Regions from separate parts of the Homo sapiens genome. Here region 2 is linked to region 1. A link is an interaction called in ENCODE POLR2A ChIA-PET data of the cell type or tissue named here. Cell type or tissue: PC-3. All regions are shown on one strand. Each heading gives the region's core, and the rest is flanking DNA. Links, peaks and the distances in the headings are about the cores only. Region 1 overlaps TXLNA (taxilin alpha). Region 2 overlaps KPNA6 (karyopherin subunit alpha 6).

Region 1 (5,376 bases), core at 263-5,262:
TCGTCTCTAGCTAATTGACATGTGGCCAGTTTGAATTTGAACATGCTATAAATGTAAGATACACATCAGCTTTTGAAGACTTAAGCAAAAACAAAGAATATAAAACATCTTTTTGTGAGAGAGTGTCTCAGTCACCCAGGCTGGAGTGCAGTGGCGTGATGTCCTGCTTCCAGGTTCAAACGATTCTCCTGCCTCACAGCCTCCTGAGTAACTGAGATTACAGGCGCATGCCACCAAACTGGCTACTTTTTTGTATTTTTTTTTTAGTAGAAACGGTTTCACCATGTTGGCCAGGCTGGTCTTGAACTCCTGACCTCAAGTGATCTGCCTGCCTCAGCCTCCCAAAGTGCTGGGATTACAGGCATGAGCCACCACTCCCGGCCTCACTTTTTTACATTGATTCCGTGTTGAAATTGTAATGTTTTGGATATTAGGTTAAATACATATATTACTAAAATTAATTTCACCTGTTTTTTACTTTTTTAGTGCGGCCAGTAGAATATTTTTAATTACTTATGTGGTTTGCATTATATTTCTGTTGTACAGGCCTGGATAGGGTCATGGGAGGGGAACTGAGCTGGGGAAAGGAGTGGGTTTGTGGAAGAGGTGATGGACTGTGAGGCCAGGGAGTTAGAAGGATTATCTGTTGATACTGAAGTGGCCACAAATGAGAAAAGTAATTGTGTTGGGGAGAGCGCTGATGAACGCAGCGCTAACGTTTTGAAGGAATGCGAGGGAGCGATGGGGGTCTGTCTGTTAATAGGCACAAGGTACGGTAGCAGGTGGTCTCATCCTCGGGCATGAGTGTCCAGCAAGTTGGGGAAATGCAACAGCTTGAAGTGGCTCTAGTGGCCCAGAGTCAGAGCTGGAATAGGAATTGGCATCTGCTGGCTGTGTGGCCCCTGCTTGCCCTAGTGAGTTACCATTTCTCTGTCCCTACGGTGGAGCCTTTGGGGTTATTGTGAGTTCATGGGAGGAGCGTGTAAGCACCGGCACAGCATCAGCCCATGAGAGTGCTCCTGGCCTGAGAGGGTAAGGGTCAGGGCAGCTCAGGAGACCCTAGACCTGCATAGTGATCCCCCCACCAGGAAGGCCCCACAAGATGCTCACCTGCCCTCCCTATCCCTGTCCCCAGCTGGAGGAGCACCGGAATTCACAGAAGCAGATGAAGCTCCTACAGAAAAAGCAGAGCCAGCTGGTGCAAGAGAAGGACCACCTGCGCGGTGAGCACAGCAAGGCCGTCCTGGCCCGCAGCAAGCTTGAGAGCCTATGCCGTGAGCTGCAGCGGCACAACCGCTCCCTCAAGGTAGGCCTGGGCCCCCTGGAACAGGTGACTCTGGTTTCCTTGACTTCCACTTAATGTTTCTTTCATGGGCTTTCCTCTTAAAAAGTAGTGCAGGCTAGGGCCAGGCGCAGTGGCACACATAAGTGATTAAAAATCTTCTGGCCACTAAAAAACAGAAATTAATTTTAGTAATATACTTAACCCAATATCCAAAACATTACAATTTCAACATGAAATCAGTGTAAAAAAGCAAGGCTGGGTGTGGTGGCTCACACCTGTAATCCCAACACTTTGGGAGGCTGAGGTGGATGGATCACTTGAGGCCAGGAGTTTGAGACCAACCTGGTCAACGCAGTGAAACCCCATTCTACTAAAAATACAAAAATTAGCCGAGTGTGCTGGCAAATGCCTATAATCCCAGCTACTCAGGTGGCTCAGGCATGAGAATTGCTTGCACCTGGGAGGCTGAGGTTGCAGTGAGCCGAGATTGCATCACTGCATTACAGCCTGGGCAACAGAGTGAGACTCAGTGTCCAAAAAAAAAAAAAAGTAGTGCAGGCTTGTGGCATAGAAATACACTTTCTCAATAATGCCTTACGTTAAGAGAGTACTGCTTGTAATCATTTGACATGTATTAGATAAGGTGAAGGATAAAGTACTAAGAGAATCCATAATGCACTGGCGTTAGTATTTCTCAATGAAATGACAGTCCCCTGGTAAGCGGAGGCCTGGCTCTGACAAGCAGCTCTTGTCCCAGACGTTGGTCAGTCAGGAACCTGGGTCCTTCCCATGTTCTGCTGCTTCTATGGTGAGGTCAGTCTGTGGTTACACCAAGTTTAAATACAGCCTTTTAACTTTCTTTTTTATATGTAAAATCTTACATGTAGTTTTTAGAATGAAATTATTATACATGTACCATTTCATATCCTGTGCCTTTTTTTCACTTTACATAACATTTTTCCCTATCAGTATGTGTAGGGCTATCTTCTCATTATATGGATATATTATATCAGTGCCCTAGTTAAAGCATTTTGGGGGTTGTTTACAATTTTTCATTATTACATATAGAACTATAGTGAAAATTCTTGTTATATTTATCACTGGTCAGTTATATAGAACTTATCTGTAGGATAAGTCATGGAATTGAAATGGCTAGGTCACAGTATATGCAGATTTTTCATTTTAATAGATTTTGCTGGATTGCCTTCCAGTGAGGGGGCAGTGTGCCTTCCCCATCAAAAGTGTTGAGTGCCTAATTCTGCACAACTTTGCAAACCCTGGGTGTTACTAAATTTTAACAGCTTGGTCTCTGGGGGTACAGAGGGGACAAATGCACATTAATCTGAAATCTGGAAGAATAGGCCTTAGGAGATCCGACTTGCTTCAGAATGGCACTTAGCACTTACATGTGTGCATGTGTGCCTGCATTTTTTCTTCCTTTTTTTTTTTTTGGGGACGGAGTCTTGCTCTGTGGCCCATCGCCCAGGCTGGAGTGCAGTGGCGCGATCATAGCTCACCACAACCTCCGCCTCCCAGGTTCAAATGACTCCTCTGCCTCAGCCTCCCAAGCAGCTGGGACCACAGGTGCACACCATCACGCCGGCTAATTTTTGTATTTTAGTAGAAACGGGGTTTCACCATATTGGCCAGGCTGGTCTCAAACTCCTGACCTCGTGATCCGCCCACCTCAGCCTCCCAAAGTGCTGGGATTACAGGCGTGAGCCACCGCGCCTGCCATGTGCCTGCATTTTTCTAGGGGGAGAATCTCACTTGATGTCACCTGATATACAGAGGGGCCCATTGGAACCCGCATTGCACAACATCCTGGAGTCTGGCTACTCCACGCTTTGGGAGCAGGGAGGGCTGTTGGCAGAGACCATCTGTGGACTAGCTGGGGGACCCTTGTGAGGTAGCAGTGGATGATGGCTCTCGGGCTGACTTCTTTGCCCAGGAAGAAGGTGTGCAGCGGGCCCGGGAGGAGGAGGAGAAGCGCAAGGAGGTGACCTCGCACTTCCAGGTGACACTGAATGACATTCAGCTGCAGATGGAACAGCACAATGAGCGCAACTCCAAGCTGCGCCAAGAGAACATGGAGCTGGCTGAGAGGCTCAAGAAGCTGATTGAGCAGTATGAGCTGCGCGAGGAGGTAAGGGTATCACGGACAGCAGTCATGGCCCAGAAATTGTGAGGTTTTGAGTGTGTGCTAGGCACTGGGACAGTACCTTTTCAGGCTTCATCCCATTCTCCCTTTCTTCCTCCTCCTCCTCCTTGGGAGGAGAGTAATGTTATTCCTCATAGATAAAAAACAGGTGTGGAGAAGAGACTCACTTACAGCCACACAGCCCCAGGTCCACAGTGCCTTGTCCCAAATGACTGGGCCAGGCATCTTTTGGAATTAGAACTATCCACATTTTAGAATGGAGGTACATGTATGGACTGTGTGTTATATAGCACCCTCAGCAGGGCCTTGGGGAAGCCAGACACATTAATGTATTTATGCAGTAGAACTTCCAAATACTCACCTACATTATGGGCTTACAATGATGCAGGTCAAGTCTGGCTGCCAGCTTATGACAATTTCCATTTTCAGAACTTTGTAGAATTTGGAATTGCAGGGGAGGGGTGTACCTGTGATCAGTGATGGACTCCAGAGACTGTGTCCACTGATTCCTTGCTGCTCCTGCCACTCAAAAGGCAGAATTTATCAGGCTGGGCGTGGTGGCTCATGCCTGTAATCCCAACACTTTGGGAGGCCAAAGCGGGCGGATCACCTGAGGTCAGGAGTTCAAGACCAGCCTGGCCAACATGGTGAAACCCTGTCTCTACTAAAAATACAAAAAATTAGCCAGGTGTGGTGGTGCACGGCTGTAGTCCCAGCTACTCAGGAGGCTGAGGCAGGAGAATTGCTTGAACCCAGGAGGCAGAGGTTGCAATGAGCCAAGATTGTGCTACTGCACTCTAGCCTGGGTGATATACCGAGACTCCATCTCAAAAAAAAAAAAAAAAAAAAGCAGGATGTCACTCCCTTTGTCACTGCGTTGGCTGCCACCCCAGGCACTTGAATCTTTGGATCTTCCCTGCCAGTCACCTGGCTGTTCTGGGCGCGTTCTCATCATGAGAAGGGAGACCTGCAGCCCCCTTACAGGGCTGGCAGAGGACCTGCTCTGGATTAGGCCCTTTCCTAGCCCCTGGGGTGTGGCAGTGGGTGAGACCGGGAAGATCTGCCCTCTTAGGTTCATAGGCCAAAGTGATGATCGTGTGTGCAGGACCTAGAGGGCGCTCCCCTGACCCACCCCTTTCCTTGCCATACTTCATCCTCTGGGAACAAAGCTGCTTGTTTGGTTTGAGGGGAGTTGGTTTGGTTCTTATCCCTCAGCGCTGAGACATAGAGGCTTCCTGGGCCACTACAGTGAGACACGAACTTCAAGAATCTGAATACCCCCGTTTTCTCTCCCCGCCAAGGCAAAAAAGGACTTAGTACTACCTGTGGAGAAGGAGGTGCAGGACTACCAGGCCCTGCTGCTTTGCATTTACAGCCCTCCCCAGACAGACACAGGCACCCTCATCATACCCAAACTGGACTTACCTGCTAGGCACCTTCCCTTCCCCATCCAAAAAAATGGAGTTATTTTCCCTTATTTCAGCAAGTCCAGTTGATTTTACCTTTGAAGTAGCACCTGAGTCCTTCACCTTCTCTCCATCCCTTCTCTCTCACCTGACACAGGTCTGCAGCGCTCCTCTAGTAGGCAGGACAGCCATTCCTTGGGGATGCACATGTCTAGTCTTTGCCTAGATATGGCAAGTCTTTGCCAACTGAGCTAGGCTGTTATGTTCTTAGAGGCATTGTTTTTGCCCATTCTTCCCATTTACAAGAGAATCAGGGACACAGAAGTGAGGGCTTCCAGCCCCATAGGTGATCAATCCTGGGGTCAGAGATTTGAGTGTGTTTATTGCTTGCCTTCTTGGGAGCAGATTCCATCCATAAACCATGTGCTTACCAAGGTCTGACTCACTGGGAGAGAAACGACGTGAGGTTGGAAAGCTGACCTTCCAGAGACTTGGGGCCCATGTTGTGTGGTACACATGGGAGT
Region 2 (5,376 bases), core at 321-5,320, 56 kb before region 1:
GCATTCTAGACTGAACTTGAGAAGACTGCTTCACAGCTAGTAGAGAGGACACAAATGTGACTTTCTTGGCAAAGCATTGTGATCATTGCCTGCCTTGGTGCCTTACAGAGGTCCTCTCCCAGCAGGTCATGGAAAATAAGTAACTTGACACAGGAAAGGAACTTGTATACTGCAAGTCAGTTGGTTTGATAAGTTGATTTAATCACAAAAGTCATTAACATTGAAGGCATCTCAGGCCAGACGCAGGGTCTCATGCCTGTAATCCCAGCACTTTGGGAGGCCGAGACGGGCAAATCACTTGAGGTCAGGAGTTTGAGACTGCCCTGGCCAACATGGTGAAACCCTGTCTCTACTAAAAATACAAAAATTAGCTGGGCATGGTGGTGCATGCCTGTAGTCCCAGCTGCTTAGGAGGCTGAGGTGGGTGAATCACTTGAACCCCAAGATGGCACCACTGCACTCCAGCCTGGGCGACAGAGTGAGACTCTATCTCAAAGAAAAAAAAAAAGTCACAGGCATCTCAAAGAAGTTCATTAAGAAAGGGCTCATGTGGATCATTGATTTATTTTTATTATCTTAATGTGCTAATTGCTATATATAATGCCTAAAAAGAATAGATAAACATATGCAGAAGAATTAATTTGGACCCCTGCCTCACATCATACACAAAAAATTAACTCACTGGATCAAAGACCTAAATGTAAGAACTAAAACCATAAAATTACTATAAGAAAAAATAGTGGGCCGGGCACAGTGGTTCACACCCATAATCCCAGCACTTTGGGAGGCCAAGGCGGATGGATCACCTGAGGTCAGCAATTCGAGACCAGCCTGGCCAACATGGTGAAACCCCGTCTCTACTAAAAATACAGAAATTGGCCAGGCCTGGTGGCGGGCGTCTGTAATCCCAGCTACTCGGGAGGCCGAGGCAGGAGAATCACTGGAACCTGGAAGGTGGAGGTTGCAGTGAGCCGAGATTGCGCCATTGCACTCCCGCTGGGCGACAAGAGCGAAACTTCATCTCAAAAAGAAGAAATCTTAGGGGTATATCTTCATGGCTTTGGAGTAGGCAATGATTTGTTAGATAAGATGCCAAAGGCTGGGCATGGTGGCTCATGCCTGTAATCCCAACACTTTGGGAGGCCAAGGCAGGAAGATCACTTGAGCCCAGGAGTTCAAGACCAACCTGGGCAACAAAGTGAGACCCTGTCTCTACTTTTATTTTTTAAAGTAAAAAAAGATTTAAAAATTTAAAAAGACACTGAAAACACATACAACCACATACATACATACACACATATATGTATGTGTATATATATTTAAATCTTAAGTCTATACACACACATATATATACATATATACATATATGTATGTGTATATATATATACACACACAACAAAGGAGTTGTGTGTGCGTGTGTATATATATATATATGTATGTGTATATATACTTAAAATTTAAAACTTTTGGCCAGGTACAGTGGCCCACACCTATAATTCCAGCACTTTGGGAGGACAAGTCAGGCAGATTGCTTGACCACTGCACCCCACCTTTTTTTCTTCTAATTTTCTGTCTCCCTATCAGGGAATCCAGCCTGGTCTCCTGTGTGACAGGCAGGGATACTATACAAATGAGGATACATTTTCACTTTCTTGATGGTGTCTTTTATTTACTTTTTATTTTTTATATTTATTTATTTATTTATTTTTTATTTTTTTTGAGACGGAGTCTTGCTCTGTTGCCCAGGCTGTAGTGCAGTGGCGTAATCTCGGCTCACTGCAACCTCCGCTTTCCAGGTAGAAGCAATTCTCCTGCCTCAGCCTCCCAAGTAGCTGGGATTACAGGTATGCACCACCATACCCGGCTAATATTTGTATTTTTAGTAGAGACAGAGTTTCACCATGTTGTCCAGGCTGGTCTTGAACTCCTGACCTCAGGTGATCTGCCCGCCTTGGCTCCCCAAAGTGCGGGGATTACAGGTATGAGTCACCATGCCCGGCCCAGTGGTGTCTTTTAAAGCATTAAAGTGTTTTGTTTTGTTTTGTTTGAGACAGTATCTCACTCTGTTGCCCAGGCTAGAGTGCTGTGGTGTGATCACAGCTCACTACAGCCTCAACCGCAAGGGCTCAGGCAATCCTCCCACCTCCCAGGTAGCTGGGACTATAGGCACATGCCCCCATGTCTGGCTTTTTGTATTTTTTATAGAAATGGGGTTTTGCCATGTTGCCCAGACTGGTCTCAAACTCCTGGGCTCAAGTGATCTGCCTGCCTCAACCTCCCAAAGTGGGAACACAGGCGTGAGCCACCATTTCCAGTCAGTGCAGCCATTTTATTTTAAAAATATGGGGTCCCAGCCCAGCGTGGTGGCTCAAGCCTGTAATCCCAGCACTTTGGGAGGCCGAGGCGGGCAGATCACAAGGTCAGGAGATCGAGACCATCCTGGCTAACACGGTGAAACCCCGTCTCTACTAAAAATACAAAAAATTAGCCGGGCGTGGTGGCAGGCACCTGTAGTCCCAGCTACTCCGGAGGCTGGGACAGGAGAATGGCGTGAACCTGGGAGGCGGAGCTTGCAGTGAGCCAAGATGGCGCCACTGCACTCCAGCCTGGGCGACAGAGCGAGACTCCGTCTCAAAGAAAAAATATATACATATGGGGTCCCACTCTGTTGCCCAGGCTGGTCTCAAACTCCTGGGCTCCGGTGATCCACCTGCCCCAGCCTCCAAAAGTGTTGGGATTACAGATGTGAGCCACGGTGCCTGGCCCCAGAGTATTTTTTTAAGTGGTTGCAGGGCTGGGTGCGGGGTCTCACACCTGTAATCCCAGCACTCTGGGAGGCTAAGGCAGGCAGATCACTTGAGCCCAGGAATTTGAGACTAGCCTGGAAAACATGTTGAAACCTCATCTCTACAAAAAATACGAAAATTAGCCGGGTGTGGTGGTACACACCTGTAGTCCCAGCTACTCAGGAGGCTGAGGTAAGAGGATTGCTTGAGTCTGGGAGGTTGAGGCGGCAGTGAGCCATGATTGCACCACTGCACTGCAGCCTCGGTGACAGAGCAAGACCTTGTCTTAAAAAAAAAAAATTGTGGAGGTTAGAAAGCAGTAGGATAACAAAGTGCTGAAAGAGGCCAGGTGCAGTGGTTCATACCTGTAATCCAGCACCTTGAGAGGCCAAGGCCAGAGGATCACTTGAGCCAAGGAATTCAAAACCAGCCTAGGCAACATCACAAGACCTAGTCTCTACAAAAAAAAAAAAAAAAAAAAAAAAATTACTTGGACATGATGGCATGGGCCTGTGGTCCCAGCTGTGTGGGAGGCTGAGGTAGGAAGATTGCCTCACAAGGTCTAGGCTGCAGGGAGTTGATTGCACTACTGCATTCCAGCCTGTATGACAGAGCAAAAACCTGTCTCAAAAACAAAACAAAACAAAAAAGCAAAGTGCTGAAAGAAAAACCGTCAAGCAAGAATTCTATATCTGGCCAGGCAGCATGGGCGTGGTGGCTCACCCCTGTAATCCCAGCACTTTGGAGGCCGAGGCAGGCGGATCACTTGAGGTCAGGAGTTCGAGACCAGCCTGGCAAACGTGGTGAAACCCCGTCTCTACTAAAAATACAAAAATTAGCCAGGTGCAGCAGCCGGCATCTGTAATCCCAGCTACTGCGGAGGCTGAAGGAAGAGAATTGCTTGAGGCCAGGCGTGGTGGCTCATGCCTGTAATCCCGGCACTTTGGGAGGCTGAAGTGGGTGGATCACCTGAGGTCAGTAGTTCGAGACCAGCCTGGCCAACATGGTGAAACCTCGTCTCTACTAAAAATACAAAATTTTTTTTTTTTTGTATTTAAAAAATGGGTGGTGGGCCCCTGTAGTCCCAGCTACTGGGGAGGCCGAGGCAGGAGAATTGCTTGAACCCAGGAGGCGGAGGTTGCAGTGAGCCGAGATTGCACCATTGCGCTCCAGCCTTGGTGACAGTACAACACTTCGTCTCAAAAAAAAAAAAAAAATTCTATATCTAACAAAACTGCCCTTCTAAAATGAGGGAGAAATTAAGATATTTCCAGATAAACAAAAGCTTAGGGGGGTTGTTACCACTAAACCTGCAGTGACTTAGCCTATGATCTTAGCACTTTAGGAGGCTGAGGCAGGAAGATCACTTGAGCCCAGGAGTTCAAGACCAGCCTGGGCAACATAACAAAACCCCGTCTCTACTCAAAATACAAAAATTAGCCAGATGTGGTGCACGCCTATAATCTCAGCTACCTGGGAGGCTGAGGCAGGAGAATCGCTAGAACCCGGGAGGCAAAGGCTGCAGTGAGCTGAGACCATGCCACTGCACTCAAACCTGGGCAACAGAGCAAGAGTCTGTCTCAAAAAAAAAAAAAAAAGTGCTATAAAAAGAATGTACTGATATATGTTAAAACATGGATGAACCTCAAAATCATTATGCTAAGTGAAAGAAGCCAGTCAAAGACCACATATTGTATGGTTCTATTTAAATGAAATGTCCAGAGCAGGCAAATCTGTAAGAAATAGAAAGTACCTTAGTGATTGTTTACAGCTTAGGTGGGTGAGCATTGGGGGTGACAGCTAAAGAGTAATAGGGTTTCTTTTTTTTAATTTTATTTATTTTTTTTTTACTTTTTTTTTTTTCCTTCGAGATGGAGTCTTGCTCTATTGCCCAGGCTGGAGTGCAGTGGCACAATCTCAGCTCACCACAACCTCTGCTTTCCAGGTTCGAGCAATTTTCCTGCCTCAGCCTCCTGAGTAGCTGGGACTACAGGCACGTGCTACCACTCCTGGCTTATTTATTTATTTACAGACAGAGTTTCACTCTTGTCACCCAGGCTGGAGTGCAGTGGCGCAATCTCAGCTCACCGCAACCTCCACCTCGCGGGTTCAAGTGATTCTCCTGCTTCAGCCTCCCAAGTAGCTGGGATTACAGGCATGCACCACCAGGCCTGGCTAATTTTGTATTTTTAGTAGAGGTGGGGTTTCTCCGTGTTGGTCAGCCTGGTCTTGAACTCCCGACCTCAGGTGATCTGTCCCCCTCAGCCTCCCAAAGTTCTGGGATTACATGTGTGAGCCACCGCGCCTGGCCAATTTATTTTTAGTAGAGACAGGGTTTTGGCATGTTGGCCAGGCTGGTCTCAAACTCCTGACCTCAAGTGATCTGCCTACTTCGGCCTCCCAAATTGCTAGAATTACAGGCGTGAGCCACCATGCTTGGCCATTTTTTTTTTTTTTTTTAGAGGCAGGGTCTAATTATGTTGCCCAGATTGGTCTTGAACTCCTGACCTCAAGTGATCCACCCACTTCAGCCTCCCAAATTGCTAGAATCACAGGTGTGAGCCACCATGCTTGGCCATTTTTTTTTTTT

The links. Peaks named below come from ENCODE experiments on the same cell type or tissue, not always from the same donor. Only the 100,000 strongest peaks of a DNase experiment are listed, where the experiment ranks them.
Region 2: POLR2A ChIA-PET joins it to region 1 with 10 read pairs; 22 of 35 experiments call an interaction of 5 or more read pairs at or near these places.

The regions. Positions count from the first base shown.
Region 1 is chr1:32,186,819-32,192,194 of GRCh38, forward strand. It overlaps TXLNA (taxilin alpha), which reads left to right. Exons shown (of 11, transcript NM_175852.4): 5 at 1,136-1,306; 6 at 3,237-3,431. Among named protein-coding and RNA genes, the nearest start is that of TXLNA, 9.8 kb to the left of the region's middle. In PC-3, for the core only: no CTCF peak of the experiment used is centred there; no DNase peak of the experiment used is centred there.
Region 2 is chr1:32,130,270-32,135,645 of GRCh38, forward strand. All of the region lies in intron 1 of KPNA6 (karyopherin subunit alpha 6), which reads left to right. Among named protein-coding and RNA genes, the nearest start is that of KPNA6, 25 kb to the left of the region's middle. In PC-3, for the core only: no CTCF peak of the experiment used is centred there; a DNase peak (open chromatin) is centred at 3,342; H3K27ac peaks cover 535 bases.